2 separate regions of the Homo sapiens genome follow, and region 1 is linked to region 2. Evidence: chromatin loops called from intact Hi-C (ENCODE). Cell type or tissue: PC-3. All regions are shown on one strand. Each heading gives the region's core, and the rest is flanking DNA. Links, peaks and the distances in the headings are about the cores only.

Region 1 (15,326 bases), core at 3,062-11,061, 390 kb before region 2:
GACTGGGAAAGCCTGGGAGGGCTGGAGTAGGATCTGGAGGGCGGAGAAACAGGGGGCCACTGCCTCGTTTCAGACCCTTGGTGGATTCACAGCCAACCCCTGGCCAGAGAGGAGACAGCCCATCCACCTACACCGACATGGGCTGCCCCGGAACAGCTTGTTGGCCCTGGGTGGGAGTAGCTTCCCCTAGGCCTGCTCCATTCCCTCCCCAGCAATCCAAATGCCACCCACAGCCCTGGGCCTGGGAGCAGGGGGATGAACTGTCCCCATTTACCTTGGCCTAGAGGTTTCATGGGACACAGAAATTTGAGTGCTAAGAAGGGGGAAAGTCCCAGGGCAAACCGGTACAGGCTGTCCAAACTCCACCCCTTTCACCTAGGACTAATTCAACTGCCTGGAATTTGGGTCAAGTTAGTCCCATAGCACATTCTCTATCTGAGTTTCCATTTCTGTTCCCATCTGTCTCTCTCTGGCTGTCACTCTCTCACCTTCTACCCAATTTCTGCTTTAGCTCCCAAGCTTAGCAATGTCCTCAGCTCCTGTCTCCCAGTACTCTTGAGAGATAGGACTAGCTGGATTTCCTAGGCCGACTAAGAATCCCTAAACCTAGCTGGGAAGGTGACCACATCCACCTTTAGACACAGGGCTTGCAACTTAGCTCACACCAGACCAGTCAGGTAGTAAAGAGAGCTCACTAAAATGGTAATTAGGCAAAAACAGGAGGTAAAGAAATAGCCAATCATCTATTGCCTGAGAGCACAGCAGGAGGGACAATGATTGGGATGTAAACCCAGGCATTCGAGCCAGCAACGGCTACCCTCTTTGGGTCCCCTCCCCTTGTATGGGAGCTCTGTTTTCACTCTATTAAATCTTGCAACTGCACACTCTTCTGGTCCGTGTTTGTTACGGCTCGAGCTGAACTTCATCCACCACTGCTGTTTGCCGCCGTTGCAGACCCGCCGCTGACTTCCATCCCTCTGGATCTAGCAGGGTGTCCGCTGTGCTCCTGATCCAGCAAGGAACCCACTGCCACTCCCAATAGGGCTGAAGGCTTGCCATTGTCCCTGCACGGCTAAGTGCCCAGGTTTGTCCTAATCGAGCTGAACACTAGTCACTGGGTCCCATTGTTTTCTTCCGTGACCCACCACTTCTAATAGAGCTATAACACTCACCACATGGCCCAAGATTCCATTCCTTGGAATCCATGAGGCCAAGAACCCCAGGTCAGAGAACACGAGGCTTGCTGCCATCTTGGAAGTGGCTCACCGCCATCTTGGAAGCCACCTGCCACCATCTTAGGAGATCTGGGAGCAAGGACCCCCGGTAACACTCTAAGGACCTGGCTTTCTCCTGGGGGCCTGTTGAGCACTACTCATTCTTTGTTGATAATTGAAGTATAAATTACAGAAAGTGCTCAATTGTAGGGGACTAGGTCAGCTTACATTTGTACACCCATAAAACCACTACCCAGGTCAAGATACAGAACGCTGTCACACCCCAGAAGGCTCCCTAGTATCCCTCACTGTCAACCACTCCTCCAAAGGGTGACCACTGTTCTGTCCTCATCACATAGCTGAGTCTGAACTTCATGTGAATGGAAGCAGGCCTCCATGTCTCTTACGAGTGCATCCCACGGAAGCTGCAAATGATTCCACTTCAGCAGGATCACGGAGCAGAATTGGGCCAGAAAAGGCAGGGGAAACAGGATGTTTGGGCTGGAGGAAATAAATAGCCTCACGTTTAAGTGAGGACACTGAGGGCTCAGAGGACAGTTTGTTGACTTGTTCCTTATTTGACTAGCATTAACTGGGCTCAGGGACACATAGCAAGTTGGGGGAGGCAAATTTGAGATTAGAACTCAGAATCCCAGGACAACCTCCTTCCTTTTATCTTAAAGGTGCCCTTAGAACAAAAACCAGGGCTGGCTTGCCCTGGCTGGGAGGTTTTTGCTATTCTCCATTTCTTCTGCTCCTCCCCCTGCCAGATGCCCCTTAGGCCTGAGACAGCTACACAGGAGTGGTTCCCAATCCTCGCTGTGCATTCAAATCACTGGGGAACTTTAGAAAAATCTCGGTGCCCAAGCCTCAGCCCAGACCAGTGAAATCCCTAACTGTGGGAGTGAGACACAGGCATCCGTATTTTTAAAACTCTTTGGGTGATTTTGCTCTCCTCTACCAAGTTTGTAAAGCAGAAACACTTCTCAAACTGCAATGCATGTGACTCTTACAGGGCTCTGGTTAAAATGCAGATTCTGGCCGGGCATGGTGGCTCACGCCTGTAATCCCAGCACTTTGGGAGGCCAAGGCGGGCGGATCACGAGGTCAGGAGATTGAGACCATCCTGGCTAACATGATGAAACCCTGTCTCTACTAAAAATACCAACAACAACAACAAAAAAATTAGCTGGGCATAGTGGTGGGTGCCTGTAGTCCCAGCTACTCAGGAGGCTGAGGCAGGAGAATGGCGTGAACCCGGGAGGTGGAGCTTGCAGTGAGCCAAGATTGCGCCACTGCACTCCAGCCTGGGCGAGAGAGCGAGACTCCGTCTCAAAAAAAAAAAAAAAAATGCAGATTCTGATTCTGGGTGGAGCCTGAGAGTCTGCACTCCTAACAAGGTGCTGGGACGCCAATGCCTCTGCTTCACAAACTACACTTTGAGAGCAAAGCTACAGAGGCCTCCTGTCCCTTTCTTCCTGCACCCCAATTCTTCTTCATATAAATAGACTTTGCAATGATTTATTTTTCAGTTTGTCTTTTAAACGTACAGTTTCCACATCACCCGAATAATTATAGATTTACCCACCCTTACCAGAAAGGGTATGATGATGTATCATGTGCCTTCTACATGCAAAATGTTGTCATCAACTGCTTTGAGGAGTTACAGCCCCTGTTCAATGATGAGAAACAGTAGCTCAGGGCCCCTGGTGTTAGTGGCAGTTCTTGCTGCAAGGCTCCAAGGCTCTTCTAAGGTACCTGCTCCTCTTCACCTGACTCTCTCTTTAAATTTGTGATTATTAAGCTTGTGAATCTGATTCACATTTTAGTTTGGAGGTCCAAACTTCACCTAGTTTTTAATATACACTGAAAAAGATCCTCCCATTTTTCTAATCTCTACCTCAGATCTCTTTTTCATTTCTGCTTTCCCTAATTCCTTGCCCCGCCCAGTCCAATCTTCACCAAGACTTCCTTCCCCAAAGCCCTTCTATCTCTCACCACTGTTACTTTCCCACCCTCGGCTGGCCTCATCGCCATACACCCAGACTGTGTCAGGGGCTCTCACTAAGTGGATTCGAGAGAGCAGTGCAGCTAGGACACCCTTAAACAGCCCCTACGGAACCACCCCAGTCCTGGCTTACTTCTTTGTCCTTTATCCAATGCCAGCAGTGAGATTTGGACTATAGGATCCTGTCCTGGGAGTCCCCACAGTAGTCTTTGGGTTGCTATTGCCGAATGCCACCACAGAGAATTTCCCCGCAGAGTGAAGGCTGTGCTCTGGCATCGCTGCAATGGTTAGTTTTGTGCATCAACTCGACCGGGCTAAGGAATGCCCAGGTGGTTGATAAAATACTATTTCTGGGTGTGTTTGCAAGGGTATTTCTGGAAGAGATCAGCATTTGGATTGGTGAATTGGTGGACTGATGCCTTCCCCAATGGAGATCACATCATCCTATCCACTGAGGGCCCAAACGGAACAAAAAGGTGGAAGAAGGATTAATTCTCTCTCTCTGCCTGAGCTGGGACATCAGGCTTCCCCAACCCTCGGATACTGGTACTCCTGGTTCTCAGGCTTTCAGACTCACACCTGGACTCTACACCTTCAGCCTCCTGGGTTTTAGGCCTTCAGGCTTGAGCTGAAATACACCGCTGAATTACGCCTGTTTCCCTAGCTTGTAGATGGCAGACTGTGGGACTTTTGGGCTTCCATAACCACATGAGCCAATTTTTATAGTAATCTGCTCGTGTATGTGTGTGTGTGTGTGTGTGTATAAAATTGCCTAATTTGTTCTGTTTCTCTGGAGAACTCGAATACAATTGTGATGTCAATCTAAAGAGCTGCACTCCTGTCCCCTCACCTAGAGGAGGACAGAGACATCAATAACACACAGCTCCCAAGCCGGTTTTGCCCATCGTCATTCCCTTGCAGGTCTGTTAACCAGCACCAAGGTGATGGGTAGAGCAGGTTCTCTGTGGCAGCCTGCATCACTGCAGCTGGTGCCGAGGAACTACCCGTGGCTCTACCACATTGGCACAGCCAGGCATACAAGATCGCTGTCCTTACAGGGCCAGTAGGGCCAGCGAGGTCAGCTCTCTGATGAGAGGCAGCCTTGTGTGGTAGTGAGAGAACAGATTTTGGAAATAGACAGATCTGGGTTGAAATCTCAATTCCCCCACCACCCACTATCTGACCATGTGACTTAATTCTTTGTGCTTCAGTTTCCTCATCTGTAAATGGGGAGGAGGCAATAACTCATTAGGAGAATTATTGCAAAGATCAGGTATGAGTATGTATTCAAGTTTACCCCTTCTCTGCTATTTTGAGCATGACATGAAATGACGCTTGTGGAAAGCATTCATTAGCACAGCACCTGGACCAGTATGTGGTGAGAAGGTGCTCACCAGATATTGCCTTCTCTCCCTTTCTTGATGACCATCTTTCTGATGCCAAACAAATCACTTCTCTGCCCTAACCTTCATCCTAGGTAACAAAGGACTGTTGGGTAAGGCAAAGGGTCAAGCCAGAGCTCACAGGTTTCCAGTTCTCCCTATGGCCACCCTTCCCAGACAGCCCCCTCTGACCTTTTGCATCCTGCACCTTTGCTAGAATTCCTGGGATCAAGAAACCTCCAACCTCAGGCTTGGAGCAGTTAACCCAGGTGTTGGGGGTGAGGGAGAGAAAAATGTTGAAATGTGAACTGGTTCACGATGACCCCAGCTCACAAGCTGCATGGATAATCACTGTTTATCAACTCACTGGAAAAAATGACTACAATTACATTTCACACATCAACAAAAGGAAAAAATAAAGCCCCATTGGAATGTCTGAGTCATTCTTCAGAGCCTTTAAATTACCCATTCATTATGACCCTTCTCCTCATCACGTACCCTCCCTTGCAGGGACCGGCGAGCTGCCATCTGCCTGTTGCTTGCCAGCCTGGCCAAAAGACTCTGCAGATCAACCAAGACTCTGTTTGGGGGCTTACAGTAGACCACAAGGAGCTATTAAAGGGATCAGCAAGGCCTGGAGGGTCTCTTCTAGGAGCAATTGTTTCAGACTCTTTTCTGAATTGTTGACTTGGGTGTGTCATTTACACACACATACCAAAATCTGGCTGAGTGAGGAGGAGTCATGGTCAACAAGGAGATTTTGCTGTCACTTGGGGCCAGCATTTTTGCACAGATGTGAAACAACAGCTTCATGGTCATAGTTTGTTCAAAAATGAATCACTTCATTTAGGAGAAGAGGTAGGAGGGTTCAGCGGTAACCCCCGACCCCTGCCCCACGGAAACACTGCACCTTGTCTGCCACCAGATGTGTGTGGTTCATTATCTGGTTTGGCCAATCTATATGTCCCCTGAAAACTAGGAATGATCACATCTTAAATTCACAGGAACAGTGGTTTTAAAGCAGTTTGGGGGTCTCAAAGATTCCCTTTGAGAATCTGATGGAAACTATGGATTTTCTCTCTGCAAATACCAACATAGGCTTACAAATTCCAGGGAGTCCATAGGCTCCCATGAGAGGCAGGGCATCCCCAAAACTCAGCTAGCACTAGACAGACTTTTTTTTTTTTTTTTTTTTTGAGACGGAGTCTCGCTCTCTTGCCCAGGCTGGAGGGCAATGGCGCGATCTCTGCTCACTGCAAGCTCTGCCTCCCTGGTTCACGCCATTCTCCTGCATCAGCCTCCCGAGTAGCTGGGACTACAGGCGTGCGCCACCTCACCCGGCTAATTTTTTGTATTTTTAGTAGAGGCGGGGTTTCACCATGTTAGCCAGGATGGTCTCGATCTCCTGACCTTGTGATCCGCCTGCCTTGGCCTCCCAAAGTGCTGGGATTACAGGCGTCAGCCACCGCACCCGGCCTGACAGACTTGTTACTGAAGAAACCCTGGAGTGAATTTGTTTATAAAGGGCCCTTTGGTCCCGGGGGTCCCCCCACCCCATCACCTCTTCTGTGGTTTTTTAAGACTTCATCTTTGAAAGTAGGATTTGCTCAGTGGAAAAAGAAGTAGCTCAGACACTGAGACCTACAGGTCCCTGTCCCAGGTCAAAATGAAGCTCCCCTTTCAGTTTATTCAGAGATCAGAACATTCTTTCCAAACCAGGAAATTGGATCAGGCCAACGTCAGTACAAAGTGCACTGTCAGGGCCTGGTGGGTAACTTGGCCTCTCGTGGGTCACTCCTTATGCTACCAATACCAGGACTATCTTAGATGTCTCGGCCAAAACCATAATCTCTGGCCCCCAAAGAGAATGCTGTCAGACAGCAAGGAATGACAGGTTTCCAGGAAGTGTACGCCCTGTGCCACCCAGAGCTTCAAGAATCTTGGCTATCGTCCATTCATCAACTTGGTCATCAAATCTGCAGGCCATAGTGGGTGGTGAGCAACAAGTCTGGGCTGGAGAAGGCTGTGTTTACATAGCAGTTTTATGCCTGCCAATCTGTCTGTGAACTTTGGAAGACTTATTCACCACAGCAATATGGTAATTGTCAATGGGGACAATAAAGATTTCTTACGTCTGTGTGCCTTTTTACCCTATATAAAGCGCTTATGCCGATAAGGCATTCTCTTTTTTTATTGTGGAAAATATACATACAATTTACCATTTTAACTATTTTTAAGTGTAAAATTTGGTGACATTAAGTACATTCACAACTTGTGCAACTGTCACCCCTATCCATTTTCAGAACTTTTGCATCATTCCAAACAGAAGCTCAATTACTTTCTGTTTCTCTGAATTTGCCTAACATAGGTAACTCACATATGTGAAATCATACAATATTTGGACTTTCGAGTACGGTTCATTTCATTTAGTGTAATGTGTTTGGGCTTATTCATGTTGTGGCATGTATCAGAATTTCATTCTTCCCTATGGCTGAATAATATTCCATTGTATGTAGAGATTACATTGTGTTTGTCTATTCGTCTGTCAATGGACATTTGGGTCATTTCCACCTTTTGGCTGTGGTGAATAGTGCTGCTGTGCACATTGGTGTCTGGTATCTGTCTGAGTTTCTACTTTTTATTCTTTTCAGTAGATATCTATGAGTGGAATTGCTGGATCTTGTGGTAATTTTATTATATTTTCTTTTTTTTTGTTTTTTGAGACAGAGTCTCGCTCTGTTGCCCAGGCTGGAGTGCAGTGGTGCGATCTTGGCTCACTGCAAGCTCTGCCTCCCGGGTTCACACCATTCTCCAGCCTCAGCCTCCCAAGTAGCTAGGACTACAGGTGCCCGCCACCATGCCCGGCTAATTTTTTGTATTTTTAGTAGAGATGGGGTTTCACCGTGTTAGCCAGGATGGTCTCAATCTCCTGACCTCATGATCCACCCGCCTCGGCCTCCCAAAGTGCTGGGATTATAGGCATGAGCCACCGTGCCTGGCCCAATTTTATTATATTTTCTTATTTATATGGTGATAAACAACTCCTACTTTATTATAACCATTTTAAACATAAAGAATTTGAAGCTCAGAAAAGTGCAGGAAATGAATTCCCTCAATGAAGTTTGCTAACTTAGAGATTCCTGTGCCCAGGGTTGGGACTAGGGTGAGGCAAGTGAAACACCTAGTGTGGAAACAACAGGAGGACTCCCTCTCAGGTTTGGGTGACCCCTTGCCATGGTGAATTTGTCTACCAGCTGCAGTAGCAGTGCCAGGACCCATGATAGTTTTAGAGCCTATGAAAATGTTTTAAGGTATTTTATAATCAGAAAAAAGAAATCAAATCCAGCTTGAATTATTTGTCTCTATATCAATGCAGTTCTAAAATATAATTTTGTGTGTGTATGTATAGGTATTTTTTAGATAGAGGAAGGAATCTACAAAGGCAAAAGTGCCTAGGGCCCCCAAAAGTCATAATGGTTTCTGCCCTGAAAATGAGCATCCTATGAAGAATGAGGTACCCAGGGCACATGATTTAAAGAGGCTTTCATTTTTAGGTTCCTGCAAGTACTGAGCCTGCACTGTCATGATCCCCAGAGTGAATGCCTCCTTAAATGCTATGAGCCAGGTGCCTGGCTTGCCTTACCCTAGGCCCAGCCCCACCTGCCTCCTTATCAGGCTGGACTGCTACTCCTGGCACACTGGGCAAAATCATCTTGGGCCACAGATTCCTCCCTTGGCAGCATGCTTTGCATGTCTAAGGCAAGGAGGCTAGGGGAAGTTCAGTTTAGTCATAAAAAAAGCTAGGTGTTTGCCCACTGGGGCGCCCAGGAGAGGCCTCAGTGAACCCCTCCCCAATCAGCCTGCAGTAGTAACACTTACACCACTCACGCCGTCTCATCGAGTTTGCCACATCTGTAGTTGTTCTTATTTTACTAGAAAGTCCTATTTGTAGTCATTCCCAAAGCATTAGCTAATTCTGCAACCCATCAGGATCAGATGAGGAAAGATTTCCTTTCTAAAGGTCTTCCTCTGGATTCAGAATCTTTCTTATATTTTCATCCCTTCAGAGCACCCTGCTCACCACCTCCTCTTGCTTCTCTGCACCCACAGACTTCACGGGGTGCAGTCCTTTCATATTCACTCCTGCAAGGAGATGGCATTTGGAGAGACAAGATATACTTTACTTACTAAATAATTCATTCAGCAAATCTTCATAGAGTACCTACTAAATGCTCAGGCGCTGGGATACAGACGTGCACAGAACAATCCAAAATCCCTGCCTTTGTGGAGCTTACATTCTAGGAGGGATTACATTGCTTACATTGCTGTCACTTGGGGCCAGCATTTTTGCACAGATGTGAAATAACAGCTTCATGGTCATAGTTTGTTCAAAAATGAGCAAATAATAAAAATGTTAGAGCAATAATAAAAAATAAAGAAGTAAGTGACAAAATTTATAATGGGCCTGATAGGGATAGGTAATGGAGAAATAAAGCAGAGGATAGGGGATGCTGGGTGGGGCTGGGAAGTGCAATTTTGGATCAGGTGGTCAGAGGAGGTCCCATGGAGAAGATTGCATTTTAGTAAAGACCTGAAGGGTGTGAGAGAATAAGCCCTGTGGATGTCTGGGACATGCATTCCACGTGCCTGGCCAGGGCACATCACTGCTGTGTTCCTGTGGGTTGATTCCTCTTACAGCACCAAACAGTCTCACAGAGTGAAGTTTCTACCCACCTCATGCCTTAAAAATCACACATGACTCCAAAGAGTCTATGGGATGAAACTCAAATCTCTCCATTTGGCACACATGGTTCTTCACAACCTGACCACAACCTCAGCCCACTCTCCACACAGGATGGCAGGCAGCCTGAGACAGCCCCTGGTGATTCCCACCACTTGGTATTCATGTCCTTGTATAATCCCCTCCTCTGGAGAGTCACTGTGCCTGGTGATTTGCTTCTGCCATGTAAGTAAGGCGAAAACCATGGGATATCAATTCTGAGATTAGATTGAAAAGAAATCATGGCTTCCGTCTTGCACACCCTCCCTCACCCTTCTTTGCTCTGAGAAAAGCCAGCTCCCATGTTGTGAGCTGCTCTATAGAGAGGCCAATGAGGCAAGGAACCCAAGGGGACCTCAGGTCAAAAGTTGGAGAGGAGCTGAGGCCTCAGCCCAATAGCCTGTGGGAAACTTAATCCTAGCAATAACAACATGGGTGAGCTTAGAAGTGGACCTTCCCCTGGTTGAGCCTTCAGATGGGACCCCAGCCCTGGCTGGCACTCTGACTGCACTCTGACCTTGTGATAGACTTTGAAGCAAAGGCACCCAGCTAAGCTGTGCCCAAATTCCTGACCCAAAACTGAGATAATAAACATTTGTAATTTTAACAAGTTTTGGGATAACCTACTATACAGCAATAAATAATTAATACAATACAACCTCACTAAGTGCCAGAAAACCACTCCAGAGTTTAGCACCACTCTAAATTCTTGACCAGCATTTCCTCCAGGGCTGTCATCCAGCCTCACATTCTATTGTGCTTCTCTGGCCACCCAACTCTTCATCTCTCCCCAACAAATATAGTAGATCACACCAACTCTCTTCAAATTTCCAGCCCTCTGACTACCCACCCTTAGAGACTCCTCCCCAGCACTCTCCCCTCAATCCCAGGAGATGACATCACCAAGAATATGAAAGTTATCAGATGAGAAGTCTCTTAACCTCTCAGCTCGAAAGAGACAAAGTTATCCATGTTTGGATGCAACCACTCATGTCTCCCTCCTGTTGCAGTAGAGGACTAGTCCTTCAAGCTGATCCCAGTTCCTCCTCCAGCAACTGGATCCCATCCCATCTCTTTACATTGTCAAGGATCCCTCCTTTCTTCTGTATCTTCAACCCCTTCCTCTCCTTTCCAACAATCTTTCAAGTTACTCAGTTCTCTCCCATCTTAACAAACATTTCCTTGATCCCAGAATCCCCTCCTGCAACTGCCACCCACTCTGACTTCCTCTGTAACCAACCTCTTGCTGTGTCCTCTGCATTTCCTCCCTTTGCAGCCACTCCAGTCTGGCTTTTGCCCTAATCACTCCACCTGTCTCCAAAATCATCAATGTCCTAGAGGCTGCTAATCAAATAAACATGTTTCACACCTCAGGTCGTTTGACTTTCAGGACCATTTGAAGCATTAACCGCTCTGGGCTTCAAGACTCTCCTGGCCTCCCCTTTATAGACCCTGTTGCCAACTCCTCTCCTCTACCCAACCTCTACTACTAGGGTATCTCAGACTAGGTCCTAGGCCCTCTTCTACCCTCCCACCCCTTCCATCCAACCCTACGTAGAGTTTCCTTTTGCTAGGCATTCCCATTCACAACTCAAATAATATCTCTGCATCTGCATCTTTAACTCTCAAATTTATACCCCTGATCCAGACATCTTTGAGCTATAGATTTTTTTTTTCTTTTTTTCCTTTTTTGAGACAGAGTCTCGCTCTGTCACCTGGGCTGGAGGGTAGTGGCACGATCTCAGCTCACTGCAACCTCCTCTTCCTGGGTTCAAGCGATTCTCCTGCCTCAGCCTCCCTATTACTGGGATTACAGGCGCATGCCACCATGCCCAGCACATTTTTGTATTTTTAGTAGAGACAAGGTTTCACCATGTTGGTCAGGCTGGTCTCGAACTCCTGACCTCAGGTGATCCACCCGCCTCAGCCTCCCAAAATGCTGGGATTACAGGAGTGAGAGCCACTGTGCTAGGCTTGAGTTCCAGATCTATATATTCAACTGCCTGCTATCCACTTAGACGGCTCATAAGTACCTTAGATCCAATATGTCCAAATTTGAATTCATGTCATGCACCTCACAGTTGGTATTTCTCCATTGTTTTATTTCTCAGAGAATTGCCCAAAACCAAAATCTGGCAGTTCATGGTTACTACTATCCATTCTGCTCCTAAAAGCATCCAGCATTTGCTTTCTTCTGCAACACCACTTCTTTAGGCCAAGCTACCATCCTCTATGACCTGTAGTAAAGCAAAGTCACCATTCTTCTTCTTCTTCTCCTCTTTCTCTTTCTCTTCCTTTTTTCTTCTTTTTCTTCTCCTCCTCCTTTTTCTCCTACCCCTTCTCCTTTTTTCCCTTCTTTTTCTTTAAAGCAATGTCCTTCTAACTGAAGGCTTTTCAACCCTGGATATACATTTAAGATGCCTGCAGATGGCCGGGCGCAGTGGCTCACACCTGTAATCCCAATACTTTGGGAGGCCGAGGCAGGCGGATCACGAGGTCAGGAGATCGAGACCATCCTGGCTAACACGGTGAAACCCCGTCTCTACTAAAAATACACACACACAAAAATTAGCTGGGCGTGGTGGCTGGTGCCTGTAGTCCCAGCTACTCAGGATGCTGAGGCAGGAAAATGGCGTGAACCCGGGAGGCGGAGCTTGCAGTGAGTCGAGATCGCGCCACTGCACTCCAACCTGGGCGACAGAGCGAGACTCCGTCTCAAAAAAAAAAAAAAATGCCTGCAGAACTTTAAAAAATTACCAATACCCAAGGTTTATCCCAAACCAAGTAAAGCAGAGTCTCTGGGAGCGGGCTCCAATCACCCTTATTACAAGCTCCCCAGGTAATTCTAATTTGCTGCTTAGATTACGAATCACTGCTCTAATCGGCCTCAACACATCCATTCTCGCTCCACTCCATTTTCCATGCAACAGCCAGAGGGGTCTTCTTCATAAGGCAAATTTCATTGCATCCCTCCCCTTGCTCTTAGAATAAAGCTCAAAGCCTTCTGGCCCTCCAGCATCCCCCGCTGCCTGCCTCCTGGAAGTCTGGCTGCTCTATGGAATCTGAACTACTTTCAGATACTCTGGACTCTGTGTCCCTTCTACATCAGGCCCATCCACGTGCTGTTTTCTCTTACTGGAATGCCTTGCCTGACTAATCCCACTCATCCCTCAGGAGGCAGCTCATCTATCTCCTCCTCAGGCATAACTCTCCTGATCCTCAGATCAAACGGGCTCCTCTCACCCCATTCATGCTTCTATAGCTCCTTCTTCTTCCCCTCCACAGGCATGGGACTATTGTCAATATACAATTACCTATGTGATTTTTGTTTGTTTAATTTCCCTTTTCCACTAGAAAGAGGTAAGAATTATGTTTGCCTTGTTCTTTTCTGCATTCCTGCAACCTAACCTAACCCAATTACCTGGAACGTAGTAGGTATTTAACAACATTTTATGGAATGAGAATGAACACACACACATTCCTCCAACCCCACAGCGTGGCATATTTTTCCTTCTTCTTGGAATGCACCAACCCTGTCTACAGCCTCTCCGTGTTTCCCCTTGTCAAACTCCTACTTATCCTTCATGACCTAGTTTAAAAAGCTCTTCTCCACAATTCCTTCCTGGCTCTCTCAGGCAGAGCTCATCTCTCCTCCTCTGGGAGCTGATAGTATGCCTCCTCTCTTGGTATTTTAGTTACTTGTTTGTGAACTGCCTTCCTGCTGCTGCTGGACTTCATGATCATCCTTCTTCTAGAGTTCATAACTTATTTACTGGACGAATGCACAAAAAAATGAATCAATGGGGATCCCATCACTCTCAAGTCAAGCTGTTTTCCTGGGGGAGCTGGACCCTGCTTTTAAGCTCCAATATGGAACCACCAAATTGTTCAAAGGCCAGCAGGCCAGACATTGGGGATCTCATTGTAACTCTGAAGTATTAGACATACATACGATTGCCCCACAACACACGAGCTAAACTCTTGGGTCACACACAAAGTCCTTGTGCTGCACCCCTCAGGCTGACCAGAGCTTTTTTTTTTACTGGGCCTCTGAAAACAGGTCTGGAGGAGTTTTTTGATGCAGGCTGTTGGGTGGGCTTCTAGAGTGGGGAAGGCCATGGGACTCTTTGCTCCAGGGGCAGTGCGGGGACAGAAAGGAATGCAGCCTCAGCCCTGGACACCCTCCCCATCACTGTCAAGTCGAGCTGTTTTCCTGGGGGAGCCTGACCCTGGTTTTAGGCTCCAATATGGAACCACCAAATTGTTCAAAGGCCAGCAGGCCTTCATTCCAGACTAAGGGTAGTGGGAGAGACCAAGGCCAGAATGGAATAAGGAGAAGGGTCTGCTGCAGGGCCAAGGCCATGTGGAAGAGATGCTTCATGGCAGGCTCCAGCTGCCCCCAGACAGGAGCTCTTGGCATTTTCCATACCTGATTCTAGCTGACCGCTAACCCAGCTGGCAGCTTTCTCCTTCCCCAGCTGCTCAGCCTGAGGAGGGGCCTACACCCTCAGACTTGCCCTATACATCAGCAGGTCCCGGCTGCAGCAGCTGGGCAGGAGGCCTACCGCATTGGTTCACGTCTGCTGACCAAGTGGAGAGAAGCAGAAGCAGACCTGGGCAGGGCAGGAGGAAGCCATCTGGGGAAATGCAGCTGAGGGCCCGCTCCCCGAGCCCCACCCTGCCTGCCCTCAGGCCCAGTTTCTCTTTCCTTGACCAAATCCACTTCCTGAGTGACATAGGTGGAATGGGGTGGGAGAGAGACAGCCTTTGGAAAAAGACCACCTGCCATGTGTTAGATGCAGTGCCAGGGGATGACCAAGAAACACCTCTTCCAGGTGACAGAGATGGAGCAAGGTTGACATCATGGATGATAATAGTAATATAGTGGCTGACGTGTTGACCTTTCGTAAGTAGCAGGCCAAGAACTTTACAGAAATTGTCCCGTTGGGAAACCTAGCTCTATCACTGAAAGAAATTAAATTCCTGTTCATTGTCCCTACACATCTTCACATGTTTGCAGAGAGCCGGCTGCATGCACTACAGGTGAGATGCCTCTCATGGGCCACCCAGTCCCACTCTGGGACCCTTGGCTGCTGGTTGTGCTCCAGCCGTGTCTGAGTGATCAACTCAGCAGCAGCTCAGGCAGCTCCCAGGGGGCATGACCTGACAAAGCTCTCAGGTCACACCTACACTGCACACCTCTCCTTCCTGCCTTGGGGCTACCTGCAGTCTCCGAAGTATGAGACGCCACTGATGGACCTCATATGCAGAGCCCTGAAGGGTGAGGTCAGCAAAGCTTTGACCAATGGCAGACAGGAGATAGTGGACACATTCTGTCCCATTCCTCCCCACTGGCCAGGCTGTCCTAAGGCCCAGAGGTTCATACAGCCTCTTAGAAGACAGTCCTGCAATCACAAGCAATCGGCTTATCCAGTGTAAATGGTGCCTACCTGGTAACACACACTCATAAGGGCTCTCCCAGCTTCCTGCCCCACTCCACTCTTCCTTTGCTTTTACTTCCCAAGCATTGCACACCCTAATAAGGCAGTAGCGTACCAGCTTGTGCCTCAGGGTACCCAGGCTAAGACAGGCGAGTGGAGAAACAGATATGGAAACAGATATGAATGCACATTATTTACGTGAAGGGGAAAAATAAAGATTGCTGGTGAACTCCAGGCTGAAGATGATGAGTTCTGTTCTGTGATAAGAGTGAGCTGTGATTTGTAGGGCACTAACCTTGCAGCTGCCTGGAGGGTGGAAGTGAGAAAATGGAGGCTCGAGACAGACAGTCTGGTTGGTGGCTGTGGCACTGTAGTCTGGGTGGAGCTGGGGCTACTCAGGCACTCTTGGGGTACTTGCCCAGGGGCCCGGTGGGGTAATTGCTCCTTTCTGGAAGAAACAGTGGGAGAAGGAAAGAAATAAGGCCCCCACCTAGGAGCCTC
Region 2 (15,326 bases), core at 3,579-11,578:
ATGTTTTTGGTATATATTGTGACATGGGAGCACCTCCAGAAGAAAATTTGGTTTTATAAAGACTCAAATATAAAGAGATTTTGGCATCTTGGTAGCCAAAGCTCCAGGGCCAACACTTTATACAGGCATGGTATCCCCATACCATAGGAAAAAAAACCCTCTGTGGAAGTCCAGCCCTCTGGACACTCAGTGTGGAAGTCTCCGGAACAGTAGGAAAATGGATTCCCCCAGGCCAAGACTGGAAGATGGAAGTCAGGCACACAAAGTGCTGACGAGGCTGGTGTGGAATCCCAAGAGTCACAGCCTAAGGCATATTCTGCAGCCCCCAGGTCAAGCAGATGGGTACCAGGGGCTCCAGGTTCCTCTACAGCACCCTGGGAAGGGACAAGTCACAGCAGCCATTGTCTCCTTAGAGCTAGAAGACTTCCAGGAACCAAGGGAAGAATCAATGCATCATTCCCTCAACTCAGGACTCAAGACCCAATTTAATCACTTTGAGCTCAGCATGGTGCAGAGTTTGCCACAAAGAAGTGGTTCAGCTATGTATTAAGGAGGCAGAATTCAAGACTTGAGCAAGTCAGTTAATCCTGCTGAGCTTCAGCTTCTTGACCTGCAAAATGGGGAAACGACACCCACTTCCCAGGGTGAATTATTGAAAAGGGTCAATGTGGGCATGGCTTGGAAGCCCTCTATGAATGGAAGGGCTGAGCAAAGTTCCTTCATAAGTAGAGGGTGTCAGGAGATAGGATAAAGAACTGGATGGGGAATCAGGACCCTTGCTGTCCAGTCTAGGCACTGGCTCTTGCCATCAGCATGACCTTGAGGCTCTGATCATTGGAGGGAGGCAGAGGTCAGCACTAAAGGGTGTCTAATCTCTCGCTGCTCTCCCAGGCCAGGTTCCCACACCCTAAATCTCACAAACCCCTCTTCTATCAAGGTGGAAGTCGATGAGACATGAGAAGACATGCTTGAGACATGATGAGATGTGAACTTTCATGTTTCCAGGAGTGGAAGGAGGGCTCCATTGTTGGGTTGAAGGAAAGACGAGGCTGGGGGATTTTCCTTCTCATGTAGCAAATACTTGGAACCCAGGAGCCCTTTGGTGTAGGGGCAACTGTGGGACTCCTGTGCTCCTGCAGATCTTCCTCTTTGTTATGTTTTGAGGTTGGCTTTTCCATCCCCCTCTCTTTCTTCTTTCTTTTCCCCAACCACTCTATCATACACTACATCTTTCATATGTGTCTCTTAGTGTTCTCTTCTTCCTCCTCTTTGTCTTTTTCCTCCATCATCATTATTAGCAAAAATGAGAGCTGATGGTAAAACTGGTGCCCAGGGAGGGCAAGTGACTCATCCAAGGCCACATAACAGCAACTCTTATTGAGCTCCTACTGTGTACCAGGCACCCTGTCCCTTGGGACTGTCATGCCACTCCTGGCTGGGAGAGTATTTATTCCTATCCTGAACATTCATAGACAGAACCGTGGAGGCAGGGTGAAGGGAGACTTCCAAAGGCCACCCAGGACACTGAGAGCAAATGCTCACAGAGAACTTCTAATCAGCACCTTATAAACTAGAGAAGTTAGGGATTTAGTGATGGAAAAGATAGGGGCAAGGGGTAAGTTGGATCAGTGGGCATGAACTCACTCCACAGTAGAGCCTGAAAAGGAAAGAGGGAGGGAAAATAAAAGGCTACTTTCCATGATCAATAATAAAATTGTAGAAGCCATTCTGCCATATGATCAATGAAGCTCAAACTCTGAATGCCCCTGGAAAGCAGGTGTTGGCTCTTTCAGAAAGGAATGGTTCATTTCATTTGAGGTCCCTACGTCATTTAACAGTCACCCCTTGGTATCATTCCAGAGAAATGTATTGTCCTGGTTCAACTAAATTTCCTTCCTAGACACTGAAAAGTGGCACCTGGCAAAGAATATGCAAACAGCAGGAAGGTGGGGAGGGATGTCCCTGACTCCCTAGGCTCGTGAAATGACCATGGGTGGCATGCTGGTCCTCCCTGAACCTCAGTCATACACAACTCTCCATGGGGAACAGACTCCATGTCACCCTGCTTTTCAGAGGGTACGGGGATCATACTGAAAAGCACTTGGTCTCCCTCAGATGTGAATGTTCCATGGGGTTAGTCATTCCAACTGAGTGCTTATGCAAAAGTATGCAGTTGATCACAGAAGCAGCTAATGGAGATCGATAACATTCTTAGCTTGAAATGAGAAGGCTGCATAGAGTACAGGCCTCATCTGACCTGACAGCTGTTGTGCTGGGTGTAGTTAGTTCAGGACATGAGGCTTCTCTTTAGGTAAAGCTTTTATTAGCAGCGTTGGGAAGTTGATCAAGTAAAAGCATGTGATGCTGCTTGAACCATGAAGCTGTTCCTCATTAAATGTGTGGCTTTGGGTCAGAGTAGCGCCTGATCTACTGACCTGCCCCCAAAAACTTTGGCATAAGGTGAGGGGTAGGGAATTGGAAGGAGAGCTGAATTTGCATAAACCTGCTAGGTCTTATGGGAACTTTAATTAAGGAGTCTTTGAAGCATTCATTAAACTCTTAAATGTCTGGATTGAGAATACCATCTCCACCTCCAGTAAAAGTCAGCCCTTCAACTCCTGGGCAAGCGGTACTCCAGAGATGACAAAGAACTCACCACAACTCTGGGAGAGGGGATGGTAGTTGAAGAATTGTGCCTCAGCTTGGTCAAGATAACAACTCCTAACTAGCCAGAAGAAACTGGGTAACTTCTTTATTGTGCAGCAAGGGACCTGACCTTCAGTAGAAGAACATTAGAGCTATCCAGCCTCAGTTAAAAAACAGCTAAGACTGTTCATAATATTACAAAGGCTGTAGCTATAGATAGTGAAAGGTTATTTGCTTGGAGGGAAAACCTTCTACTTCTTGGAACAGAAAGAGCTGGATCTGGCCTCAACCCTATGGTCAATATCCCAATCCCAGGGACCTGGTAGAGTTGGACTCCCAAAGAAGATGGTGCCGAGGGGATGAGCCTTCTCATCTGTCCATGATTGGGCTGTGACTCCATGCCAGCAACAAAACAGACTCTTGGCCCAAAAGTAAGAGATCTCCATTTCATCAGTCAGCTCTTTCACTGGCTGCCAAATGCTATCTCTGACTATTCAGGGAATCCCACAAAAGGAGTCTCACTTACTGCTAAAGACACAAAGCTAGTGGCGAGGTGTTTGAAAAGGCAGCTTTCCTGGACCTTTCTCATGGACTCAAGCTGCCCCTCCACCTTCCACCATCTCCACTGCTCCCATTCTGCACTCTGCTCGCCAACACCCCTCCCCAGTAGCTGCACAGGAGACTCCAAGCTCCTGTCTGCTGTCCCCATGGGTGTTCTTCTCACACTAACCAGTGCTCCCTCCCTTCCTAGCTCCTTTCTCATTAGCGTAGCACTTGCTTTATCTCTGCTAGCAGGTTTTAAGGGTCTTATGAACAGGACTCCTAACTTGCACTTTTTTCTCCTGCAGAGCTCAGTACCATGCACTGCACATAGTAGGAGCTTAAAAATAGCTTGTTGAATGAAAGATCTGAACAAAGACTTGGAACAAAAGCATCACCTAGCAGGGGCTGGTCCCTTAGTAAGTTGTGTCTGCCTCTTCCAGACAACTCCTTGGCCTATTAACACTACCACCAATAATCAGTGAGTTGATTGTTTGCATTTGTGTAGTGTTCCCCACTGCCCAGCAAACCCTCTCACTTGGTCCTTACAATAATCCTTCTCATCTAAATGTTAACCAAACACAGGGGTGAAAGCTCCTGTCCCCGCAGCAAGTTGACCAGGTGGGATGGCTCTGTGTCCTCCTGGATGACCAAATGGTCAAGGCCCATGTGGGTGTTCAGGAACGCAGGCCCAGCAGCTGCACACAGTGGTAGGAACCGTGAGACCAGGACTGTGTGCAATGAAACAAACAAAGCTTCCTCAGCTTGAGGGCTTTTCTGGTTCCCCATAGGGAGACTGTTAAAAGCTCAACTTCAAACTTTAGGGGACCTCTCAGCCCACATCTGGAGGCCATTTCACATCCAGCTCACATCTCCGGGAAAAGCAGCCTGCATTTCATCCTGCTCCAAGTCCTCCCTTTACTGGTCTGGCCTGCATTCCCTGCTCCTCAGGGTCAGAATGAGAAGCAGGCACATTGACTTGAGTGAACTCATTTGCTCTCCCGGTGCCTCTGCACCTGCTCCCTCCTGGGCTATGAATCCAGCCGTTTCCACAGCAAACAGTCATAAACAGCCGGAAGGGGACCAGGGCTTCAGGTGCAGGAGGAGGAATAGGGAGTAGCTGCAAACACTTTGGCAAGGCCCACTTTCACACAGATGGTTTTAGCCATAAACCGGGGGGAACTGCAAAGCAAGGAGTCGGCCAGGTTACTAACGACAAAGCCTGCAAAGTGCATTAGGCCGAGGCTCAGACAGTGACTCAGAACTTCCTCAGAGTGCTGGGCTCCACCTCACACAAGCTGGGGTGGGAGAGGGGCTGGAGGCTTCAGGGACGTTGGGTGTGCAGATCAGGAAGTTCAGGCGGACAAGACCCTACTTGTGCAAAGACATGGACACCCCAAATTCCCAAGTCCATGCTCTGTTGTGGCATCAGTCCCCTTTCCTAAATTCTACTTAGCAGCATTCCTGAAATGTCTCTAGTTCACCTACTGTGTGCAGGCTTTGTGACTAAGACACAATGTCTGCACTCTTGTTTCCAACCGTGTGGGTGATGGGTGCATGCACAGCTGATGATAAACAGGTCAGATTGTGTCTTGCACTGGGGCAGGGGTACAACATGCAGGGGAAGCACAAAGTGGAGCGGAATGGAGTCATTGGTCTCAGGCCTATGGGACAGGTCCTTGAAGGAGGTGGAAGTGAGGTGACCCTTCATAGGTGGGTAGGATTTGGATAGGCATGGAAGGGATAGCACAGTGCAGTACAGGGAACAGCATCTGCAAGGAAGGGGATGGAATGTGCCAGGCAAGCCATGTCCTGGGAATGGCAAAGAGCCTAGTGTCCTGGAGCGTGGCATGGTTTTGGCCATAAGCAGGGAGGATGGTGCTGGAAATGTACGTAAACCCAGACCAGGGAGGGCCCAAAATGGCAGGAATAAGGAAATTATTGAGAGTATTTTACATGTGAATTAGTTACCAACTTTTATAAATAAAGAGATTTCATAGACAAAGTTGGGTTCTTGCATCTTGTGAAAGTCTAAAAGGTCTGGCAATTTGGGGTCTCCATTCTCTTGCAGCTATACTTAGCTATAGCTGGGCGGTGGCTGCTCCTAAGCAGGACAAGCATCCTCCAATCTGCCCCAGTCCTCCCCATTCCCTGTGGTGGCCCTTTTATCAACTCAACCTGGCCTGCAACCCTTTGGTCATCTACCTGCCCTTCATGGAGTTTGTGGTCTCTACTGTAGACCCTGAGGAGATGCCAGCGATGCCAATGGATGGTGGGAAATTCCTGCCTCATTGTGTTTAGGAAAATATTTTGAGCACAGTGAGAAGTCTGTAGCTTGGAGTCAGTAAGGCCAGTGAGGTGTTCTTGAAAGAGTCCTTGTGGAAAACGAGATATCCAGAAGGCCAAAGCAGGGGAAGCAAGGAAAGGGCAGATTGGGAAGAAATTCAGAAGTGTGACTGGCTTTGATCATGGATTAGGTGAGGAGAGTGAAGAAGAGGGAGAAGGAGCTGAAGTGAACTCCAGGATTTCAAGATTAGGATTCAGAGCAGAAGGTAGAGTCATTCAAGGAGGTAGATGTGCGAGGCAGTGCTAGGCTCTGGAAGGGGATGGTTGGCCCTGCTCTGGCGTGTGCAGTTTGAGGTTCTGGGCAGAGACTGGAGACTCAGATTTGTGATTCTCTGCAGAGATGACATTCATGGGGACAGGTGTGGTCAGAAGGGCCCTGCTAAGGGAGGAGGTGGAAGGGAGCCATGGTTCCTCACTGCTCCACTGGCAAGCTCAGCTCCCACCCTGAGACATTCATCACAGCTTGTGTTGTGAGGATTCCTTTCTGGAGTTGTTTCCTCCCCAAATCTGTATGTAGAAATCCTAACATGGTATTCACTAATGTGAGGGTATGTAGAGGTGGGAGGTGATTAGGTCATAAGGTTGGGGTGGAGCCTTCATGAATGGAATTAGTCCTCTCATAAAGGAGACACCAGCGAAACCCCTCACCCCTTCAGCCATGTGAGGACACAGCGAGGAGATGGCCACCTCTGAGCCAGGAAGTGGTTCCTCAGCCAACACTGAATCTGCCTGGATCTTGGACTTCCCAGACTCCAAAACTGTAAGAAGTAAATGTGTGTCATTTAAGCCACCCAGTCTGTGGCGTTTTTGTTGTAGCAGCCCAAACAGGCTAAGACAATCTTCCTAAGCACATTCTTTACCTGAAAATATGTGTCCTTCAGGGGCACGGCGATGGCCACCACTGCTTCTCAGGCACAGACGGGCAGAGGGTGTGGGCCAGGCTGGGCCTGAGTCACACGGAATAATTTCGTCTCTTGCTCCTCTGAAGCATTCCTGGGGGATGGGGTGGGGTGGGGTGGGGCTGAGTCATTTGAGCCCCTCCAGCAGATGGTGGAGGGCAGTGAGTCACAGCTCTGGTTCTCAATCAGAAGCAGAGTAGAGGCCTGAAGAGAATGCATCTATGGCCAGGTCTGGGATGCCCAGCTTGCTGGTAACTGCCTCTTAAACAATGACAGTTGTGGCTGCCACTGTGGGAAGCTTCACTGTTGAGACTTTCACATGTGTTTCCTCACTGGATCTCAGTTTCTAATTATACCTTCCTTTGTGTGGATATTTAATGGTCGTATCCACACTAGACTGTGTGGGAGCAAGGACTGGCTCTAGTTTTGCTCATTGTCGGATCTTTGGCATTGAATCCATTTAAAATGGAAGACTGAATGAACACATTAATGAATGGCTCCATTTGGTGTTAAATTTTAATATAATGTATGTGTATGTGTAACCTATTTATAAACATTTACATGCTATTTCATACATGGAATAACTTTGGAAAAATAAGAATATACCAGACATGAAAATTGAGCTTGACTCCTAGAAACAGAGGCTGGGGATTCCTGGGTGATAGGAAAATATATTTTCACTTCATGTGTTCCTGTCTCTCCCCCATCATCCTGCTTTTACAATGAGCAAAAAAAGTTTACAGAGTAGATTATACTAATCGCATTGTTCCACAACTCTCTCTTCCACTGAACCCAATATGGGGGGTATCTTTTGTGTCTGTCAGCCTGGCCTTGATTTTGCATCCTTATGGGCTGCTGATCCACATTCCAGCTCTCTTCAAGCCCACTCTCTGTTGGGTGGACTCCACACTTGGGTTTGGGGATGCTGGTTTGCCCCTCACCTCTTGGGTGCTGTATCAATTTCTTGAGGAGGCATGGCCTGCATTACAGCTGGCTGGGATCTGGCTATTCGAAGTGGACGAGGTGGGAAAGTGGCAGAAGTGAGTGCTGTCCTGAGGACCCCAGACAGATGAAAGATGCAGTCCAGGCTGAGTAAGGGGAGAAGTCAGAGTCCAGTAGAGCCAGAAAGCTGTGGGGTGGTGTGCACTGTGTGCTGGATGATCCTGATGGGCAGGCTGGGGCTTCCAAAAAGAGGGAGGACTCTGTCTAGCTAGGCCTCTTGGTCCCTGATGCCAATGATGGATGGTTTTTTTCACAAGCTCTACAAATCCAGAGCCAGTCTTTTCTGCCAGTTTCCCCTCCTGCAGACCTTAGACAGGATCCAGATCTCCCAGCCGTTGTCCAAGGAAGCTGCAGGCAGGAGACAGTGGACGTGCTTGAGAAACTTTAACTTGGGAGTCACAAGACTGGGATACAGTCTTGGCTCTACTAGTTACTCATGCAACCCCTCTGAGCCCTGTTAAATTGAACTAAATTTGGCCTGAGGCTGCCTTCCTACTTTGAGTTCATACATAGCAAACTGCAACTTAACTTTGTATGTAAACAAACTGCAACTTCACTAAGAGTATATTCCTGTAACAAATAGCTGAGTTTCAGCCAGTTAGAGCAGCTGAGCTTCAGCCAATCACAGGCTACCAACTGATCAGATCATGTCCTTATAAGGCAAATGCCCAGCTGTAATCAGTCAAGCGTTCTGTGTGTCACTTCCTTTTTCTATCTGTAAATACTGCCTGCTCACGTTGCCAAGTGTAGCTCTCTGAACCTCTCCTGGTTCTGAGGACTGCCTAATTCATGAATCATTATTTGTTCAAATACACTGCTCAATTTAATTTATCTAATTTTTTTCTCTTACCAGCCCAAATTGACTTCCATTATATCAGGTTTTAGGATATATTCACTTAATAGCATGCAAAGTGGTTTCATATGATTATTTTAATTTTCCTTTCTATGTTTACTCCGCCTGTTTCTTTGTTATTTGTATCTTCTTTTTCATTTCTCAATTTACTCTTTTCAAAGGACCAGCTTTTGGATTTATGTATTGGTACTATGTTTCTCTGTTATCAAATTAATTACTTTGTTTTTATATTTTCCTTCCTGCTGTTTTTCTCTTTCTGAACTGAATCTTATTCACCTGTTTTATTATTTTTTTTTTTTACTGATTTTTCCTCTGAGCACTGCTTTATTTATATCCTCATTGGATTTAACGTGTGTACTTTATTATTTTAATACACACACTTAATTCTATTTGTTTCTATTTTCCCCTTTACCCTAAGAGTAAGGAGTTTATTAATTTAGAAAGGAGTTTATTAATTTTCAGATGAAAAGAATGTTTTTATTATATTGTTATTCATTTTTAATTTTATTACATTTATTGTGACTAGACTATTTATTGAGGTTCTCTTTGTGGCTTAATGTAAGGTTTTCATGAGTGTTTATCTTCACTTGGCATTGAAAAGGTGTGTTCTCTATTATTAGGATACAGTACTTGCCCTGTGATCTTACTAAGGTTGACTATAACTTGACCTATTTCTTTTTGTTTGTTTTCTTGATCTGCCCTAGACTGAGACATAAATTTAAATCTCTTATTATGTGTGTTTATCAATTTCTCCCGATTTTTTCCATAATTCTTACTATATAAAATTTGCTACTGTGTTGACTGCCATGTTCATAATTCTTACATCTGAGTTGTAAATTACAACCCTTGGCATTATAAAGTGTCTTTGTCTTGTATAGTGATTTCTGAACCCTCCCTTTCCTTACATTAACTTCATGAATCTTGATTTTTTTCATCTTGGCATTTACCTAGTGTGACATTGCCCATTCTTTTATTTTCAGCCTTCCTGAATCATTTGGTTTTAGGTATGCCTTTTGCATGGTGCACAGAGTTTGGTTTTGCTCTATGAGTCTATCTGAAATCTTCTTAAGAGGTGAATTTAGCACATTTACATTTATAGATATGACAAATACATTTGTTTAGGGTTTTGTCATATAATTTTTTTTTTTTGAGACAGGGTCTCACTGTTGCCCAGGCTGGAGTGCAGTGGCCCAATCTCAGCTCACTACAGCTTCTGCCTCCCAAATTCAAGCAATTCTCCTGCTTCAGCCTCCCAAGTAGCTGGGATTACAGGTGTGCCCCACCATGCCTAGCTAATTTTTTTTTTTTTTTTTTTTTTTTTTTTTTTTTTTTAGTAGAGACAGGGTTTCACCATGCTGGCCAGGCTGGTCTTGAACTCCTGGTCTCAAGTAACCTGCCTGCCTCAGCTTCCCAAAGTGCTGAGATTACAGGTGTGAGCCACCATGCTTAGCCTTGTCATATAATTTTATATCATGTTTCTTGTTTTTACTTTTAATTTTTACTTATCTTTTAGTTTTTTACCCTGTGGCTTTTATTCTTTTATTTATTCTTTTATTCTTTTTTCCCTTTGTCCTTTTTTTTGTGTGTGTGGTTCTTCTCATGTTAAGAAGGTGAATTGTTGTTGTTTTTCTAGTATTTACCTTTAAGATTAAAGCTTTATGTATGGCCTTAGCTTTCCTTAGGCAGAATATATTAGTTCTTTTCTATAAACAAGAATAAAACTAGCATGCTTCCTTTTCCCTTTCCTCTACCATGCTCTCCTGGTTAATGAAATTATCTTTTTGCATTTATCTTCACCAGGTTAAATATGCACATACTTCTATTGCCTAACCAGTTTTTTTAATTATCACATGTTACAGAGAAGGCAATTAGCAAAACTTACTTTGTTTCCAATATTTTTTACCCCTCTTCTTCACTTAAAATAATTGTATTAACTATATATTGTCAGAACAGATTTTTATATTTTGACTTGTGACTCACATCTCCATTGTTCCTTTCGTTTTTATAGTCCTGCTCTCGAGTTCACAATAAACAGCTTCAAATAATATTATACCATTAAACATGTAGTTTAAGAAGCTCAGCACAGTGTAATCCCATTTCCTCCCTCCCATTCTTTATGCTATTTTTGTCATATATTTTACCTGTTGTAAAGAGACTTTTAAAAGGAACAAAACGTCTTTTCTATTTATCCCCATTTTTACCAGTTCTAGCAATCTTCATTTTTTGTGGAGATCTAAGTTTCCATTTGATATATTCCTTCTGTCTGCAAAAGTTCCTTTACAAGTTTTTATAGTGAAGACCTGCGGGTAATGAATTCTCTCAGGTTTCTTTGCCTGAAAAAGTATTTATTTTGCCTTTGTTTTAAAAAGATATTTTTGCTGGCTATAAAATTATGAACTGACAGGTTTTTGGTTTCCTGCCCCTGCCCTCCCCAGCACTTTAAAGATGTTTTTCTAGCTCTGGTTTGCAGAGATTAAAAATCTGCTATAATTCTAATCTTTTCTCCTGTTTGCATGATTACCCTCCTCTTTGGTTGTTTTCAAGGTTTTATCTTTATCTTTGGGTTTCAGTGGTTTGACCATGATGAGCTTAAGTTTTGTTTTGTTTTTATTTATTCTTGTTGGGGTTTGCTAAGATTCATGGAATTATGGTTTGTTGCTTTGAATTAATTTTGGAAAGTTCTTAGACATTGTATATTCAAATAGTTCTCTTTTCACTCTTTTTTTCTTTTTTTTCTTTTTCTTTTTCTTTTTCTTTTGAAGCCGGATTCTCACTCTGTTGCCCAGGCTGGAGTGTAGTGGCACGATCTCAGTGCACTGCAACCTCTGCCTGCCTGGTTCAAGCAATTCTTCTGCCTCAGCCTCCTGAGTAGCTGGGATTACAGGTACCCACCACCACACTCAGCTAATTTTTGTAGTTTTAGCAGAGACAGAGTTTAACCATGTTGGTCAGGCTGAACTCGAACTCCTGACTTCAGGTGATTCACCTGCCTCGGCCTCCCAAAGTGCTGGGATTACAGGCATGAGCCACTGCGCCTGGCCCTGGCTCTCTTTTTCTTCTGGGATCCCAGTGTTAGATCATTGATATGGATATTGTCCACAGCTTTTGGATGCTCTTCTCAATTGTTATTTTATTGTTTCCATTTTTGCCTCTTTGTGTTTCAATTTGGATAGTTTCCATTGATTGACCTATCTTTAAGTTCACTGTTTCTTTCCTCTGTTACATACAGTCTGCTTAAAAGCCATCAAAGAAATTCTGTATCTTTTTTTTTATTTTTGGCATTTCTATTTGATTCTCTTTTATAATTCTACCTCTGCTGAAATTCTCCATTTGTTCACATACGTTGTCCACCTTTTCCACTAGACCCCTTTCCACCAACTAATCATAATTATTTTAAAGCCCCTGATAGTTCCAGCATCCGTGCTGTCTCTGGGTCTGGTTCTGTGAGTTGTTTTATCTCTTTACAATAGGTTGTTTATTTTCTGGCTTTTTTGTGTGTCTCGTAAATGTGTGTATGAGCGTGTCTTTGTAGTTTTAAAAACTGTGTTCCAAACACTGTGTGTGAATAACAGTAAAGATTGAGGTAACTTGTGTTTATGCCAGGAAGTAGGTATCCCTCTGCATCTGCCAGGCTGTTAGTGTGGGGGGTCGAGTCAATTAAAATCAGTAGCTGTGCTGGGTTTTAGTTTTGTAGTTGTAATAACTTACTTCAGGGCAACACATACTTCAAATTCCTCCAGTGGTGGGTTGCTGCTGTCTTGTATCAGTGTTTCTACTTCCTGCTCAGCTTTCAGGGGGACTTGCATGCCTCCACCACAGAGGGGAGCTCTCTATGTTTTTCTGTTATTGCTCATTACTCAGCACAAGGCTCATACTGGGGGCAGGTGGGGTTCTCCATTTTTCTCATTTACTCTTAGTCTTAGGCAGGCTCCGTGCACCTGGCCCTCATTATTCTTGCTTCTCCCTTTTGTGGCATCTATACCTTGCCTCATGCCTGTGGGGCATCTTAGACAGGGGAGAGCTGCCTGCCTCACTATGGTCCCAACTCCAGTGATATCAGACCTGTGCTTTTTATCAGTGCAGAATCCTGGGACTGAGTGGGTTTCTTGCCACTCACCAGTAGCAGACAAGGAGCAGAAGAGTTTCCAACCCCTCCTCCCATGTCAAATGGCCTTTCCTTTTACCTTCAGCCAGGGAAAGTGATTTTTGCCTGGGCCCTTGATTTCCTGTCCTTCCAGTATCTTAAGGCTTTTTCCTTGTAAAAGAGAAGGGTCTGGGAAGTGGCTGGAGTTTTGTGCCTGTCCTCCAGTGGGAGTGAATTACCCAAGTTTTAAACCTATTGCCATTAAGAAAGGTCATCTTCTTCCCCTATTCTGTTTCAAAAGTACTTGACCGAAGGTCATGGTAAAGAGTTGTGAGTGAGGGCTTCAAGACAGTAACGGAAATTATCCAAAATTAAATAGACAGAGAATAAGGTCTCTACTTTTCAGTGGTACTGGAACAATGGATATGCATTTGCACACAACAAACAAATAAACTTTAATTCATGTATGTCATTATATCTAAAAATTAACTCAAAATGGATCATATACCTAAATGTAATACTTAAAACTATAAAACCTCTAGAAGAAAACATTGGAGAAAATATTTGTAAATTTGAGTTAGGCAAAGACTTTAAAAAATATGACACCAAAAGCACAACCCATGAAAGAAAGAATTAACACACCTGACTTCATCAAAATTAAAAACCTCTGCATTTAAAAAGATACTGTGAAAAGGATGAAAAGAAAAGCCACAGGTTGGAGGAAAGTATCTGCAAAGCAAAGATTTGATAAAGGACTTGTATGCAGAATATATACAACTCTCAAAACTCAATAATAAAACTAAAAACCTAATTTAAAATGGGCAAAAATCTTGAACACACACTTTACCAAAGAAGATAGATAGATGGCAAATAAACACGTGAAAAGATGCTTGGCCGGGCGTGATGGCTCATGCCTGTAATCCTAGCACTTTGGGAGGCCGAGGCAGGTGGATCACGAGGTCAGGAGGTCCAGACCATCCTGGCTAACACAGTGAAACCCCATCTCTACTAAAAATACAAAAAATTAGCGGGGCGTGGTAATGGACGCCTGTAGTCCCAGCTGCTCCGGAGGCTGAGGCAGGAGAATGGCGTGAACCCGGGAGGCGGAGCTTGCAGTGAGCCGAGATTGCACCACTGCACTCCAGCCTCAAAAAAAAAAAAAGAAAAAAAAGAAAAGGAAAGGAAAGATGCTCAACATCATCAGTAGTTAGGTAAATGCAAATTAAAATCACTATTTTATAAATGCAAAGTAAAGTCATTGCAGTGAAATTAAAATCATTGCAGTGAAATACCATTACACATCTATTAGAAAAGAGAAAATTAAAAAGACTGACCCTACCAAGTTTTAGTAAAAATGTGGAAGAAAGTAGAACTCTTATACACAGCTTATGGGAATATGAAATAGTATAACCACTTTGGGAAACAGCTTGACAATTTCTTCAGATGTTAAGCATATCTCTTATGTGACTTTGCCATTGCACTCCCAAGTATTTACCAAGAGAAATGAAAACATATGTCTGTAACAAAGACTTGTACACAAATGTGCATAACAGTTTTATCTGTAATAAATGCCCATTAACAAGTGAGCGGATACACACATTAAAGAATATCTACATAATAGAACACTGCTCAGCAATAAAAACGAATGAACATGGCCAACCACAAAGTAATTATGCTGAATGTAAGAAGCTAAACAATATCGAGTACATATTTCATAATTACATATATCTGAAATTCTAGAAAATACCAGCTAATCTATAGTGATAGAAAACAGATCAGTGTTTGCTCAGGGATGGAGCCTGGGGAGGGAAGGAAGGAGAAATCACAATAGGGAATAGGAAAGCCTCAGGAGAATGATAGATATGTTCATTATCTTGGTTGTGCTGATGGCTCCATGGGTTTATACATATGTCAAAACTTATCAAATTGTATACTTTAAATCTGTGCAGTTTATTGTATGTCAATCATATCTCAATAAACTTTGAAAAAACAAAACTAAGTTAAATTAAAAAGCAATATATAGAGAAACCAACATGCCTTTGCTAGAAATGAATCTGAATTTATTAATCATCTCAATAAATGTAAATGGACTAAACTTTCTAGTTTAAATAGAAATTGTTGGACTGTTTGAAACAAGGAAACAACAGTCTGTTATATTTTGTTGACAAGAGACATATAAAAAACTTAAGGACTCCAAAAAACATACTAAAAAGCCCAAGAACTCCAAAGGGTAAAAGGATGGAAAAATATATACCAATGAAACGCTAACAAAAAGAAATCTTATCTAGCTATAGCACTACAAGAAAAGATAGACATAGCCTAAGTGCACGTAAAAGAGGAATTGAGAAATCTGAATTCACAGCGAGTTCCTTTAGCACTTCAGCATATCTCATCATTGTTAAATCATTAAACTCCTGTAAGGATATTGGGGAATGAACAGCACCAGTAACAAACTTGATTTAAACAGATGCATGAAGAATTTCGTATTCACCAATTAGAAAATACACATTTTTTCTCAAATTCCCTTATAACAAATTATAGCATTCTCCATTTGTCTGTCTGTCTGTCTATCTATCTGTCCCATCCATCCATCCATTCATATATCCATTTATCTATACGGAAAATTTACAAAAATTATCTATGAATGAGGCAAACAAGTCTCAACCACTTTCTTAAGATCAGTATCATACCAACCATATTCTCTGGCCACAACAAAATTAAATTAGAAATCAGTGATAAAAAATAACACAAATCTCCTCACACATTTTTAAATTAACACACACACACACACACACACACCTCTAGTAAGTCATGGATTAAAAAATTATAATGGAAAGTACAAAATTCTTAGAACTGAACTAAGTAAAAATATTATGGTTAAAAAAAGGTGTGGAATCCAGCTAAGGTGGAAATGACAGAGATATGTAGTATTGATATTAACAAGTTAGGAAGACAA

The links. Hi-C counts contacts between places; a loop is a spot of excess contacts. Peaks named below come from ENCODE experiments on the same cell type or tissue, not always from the same donor. Only the 100,000 strongest peaks of a DNase experiment are listed, where the experiment ranks them.
Region 1: a loop joins it to region 2, with 2.5 times the contacts of the local background. A loop is called at or near these places in 2 of 110 quality-filtered maps.

Annotation. Positions count from the first base shown.
Region 1 is chr2:30,268,338-30,283,663 of GRCh38, forward strand. No RefSeq gene overlaps it. Among named protein-coding and RNA genes, the nearest start is that of LBH, 44 kb to the left of the region's middle. In PC-3, for the core only: no CTCF peak of the experiment used is centred there; DNase peaks (open chromatin) are centred at 5,074, 5,344 and 6,564; H3K4me3 peaks cover 1,166 bases; H3K27ac peaks cover 2,567 bases.
Region 2 is chr2:30,658,607-30,673,932 of GRCh38, forward strand. No RefSeq gene overlaps it. Among named protein-coding and RNA genes, the nearest start is that of CAPN13, 140 kb to the right of the region's middle. In PC-3, for the core only: no CTCF peak of the experiment used is centred there; DNase peaks (open chromatin) are centred at 6,545 and 8,055; H3K4me3 peaks cover 1,485 bases; H3K27ac peaks cover 5,607 bases.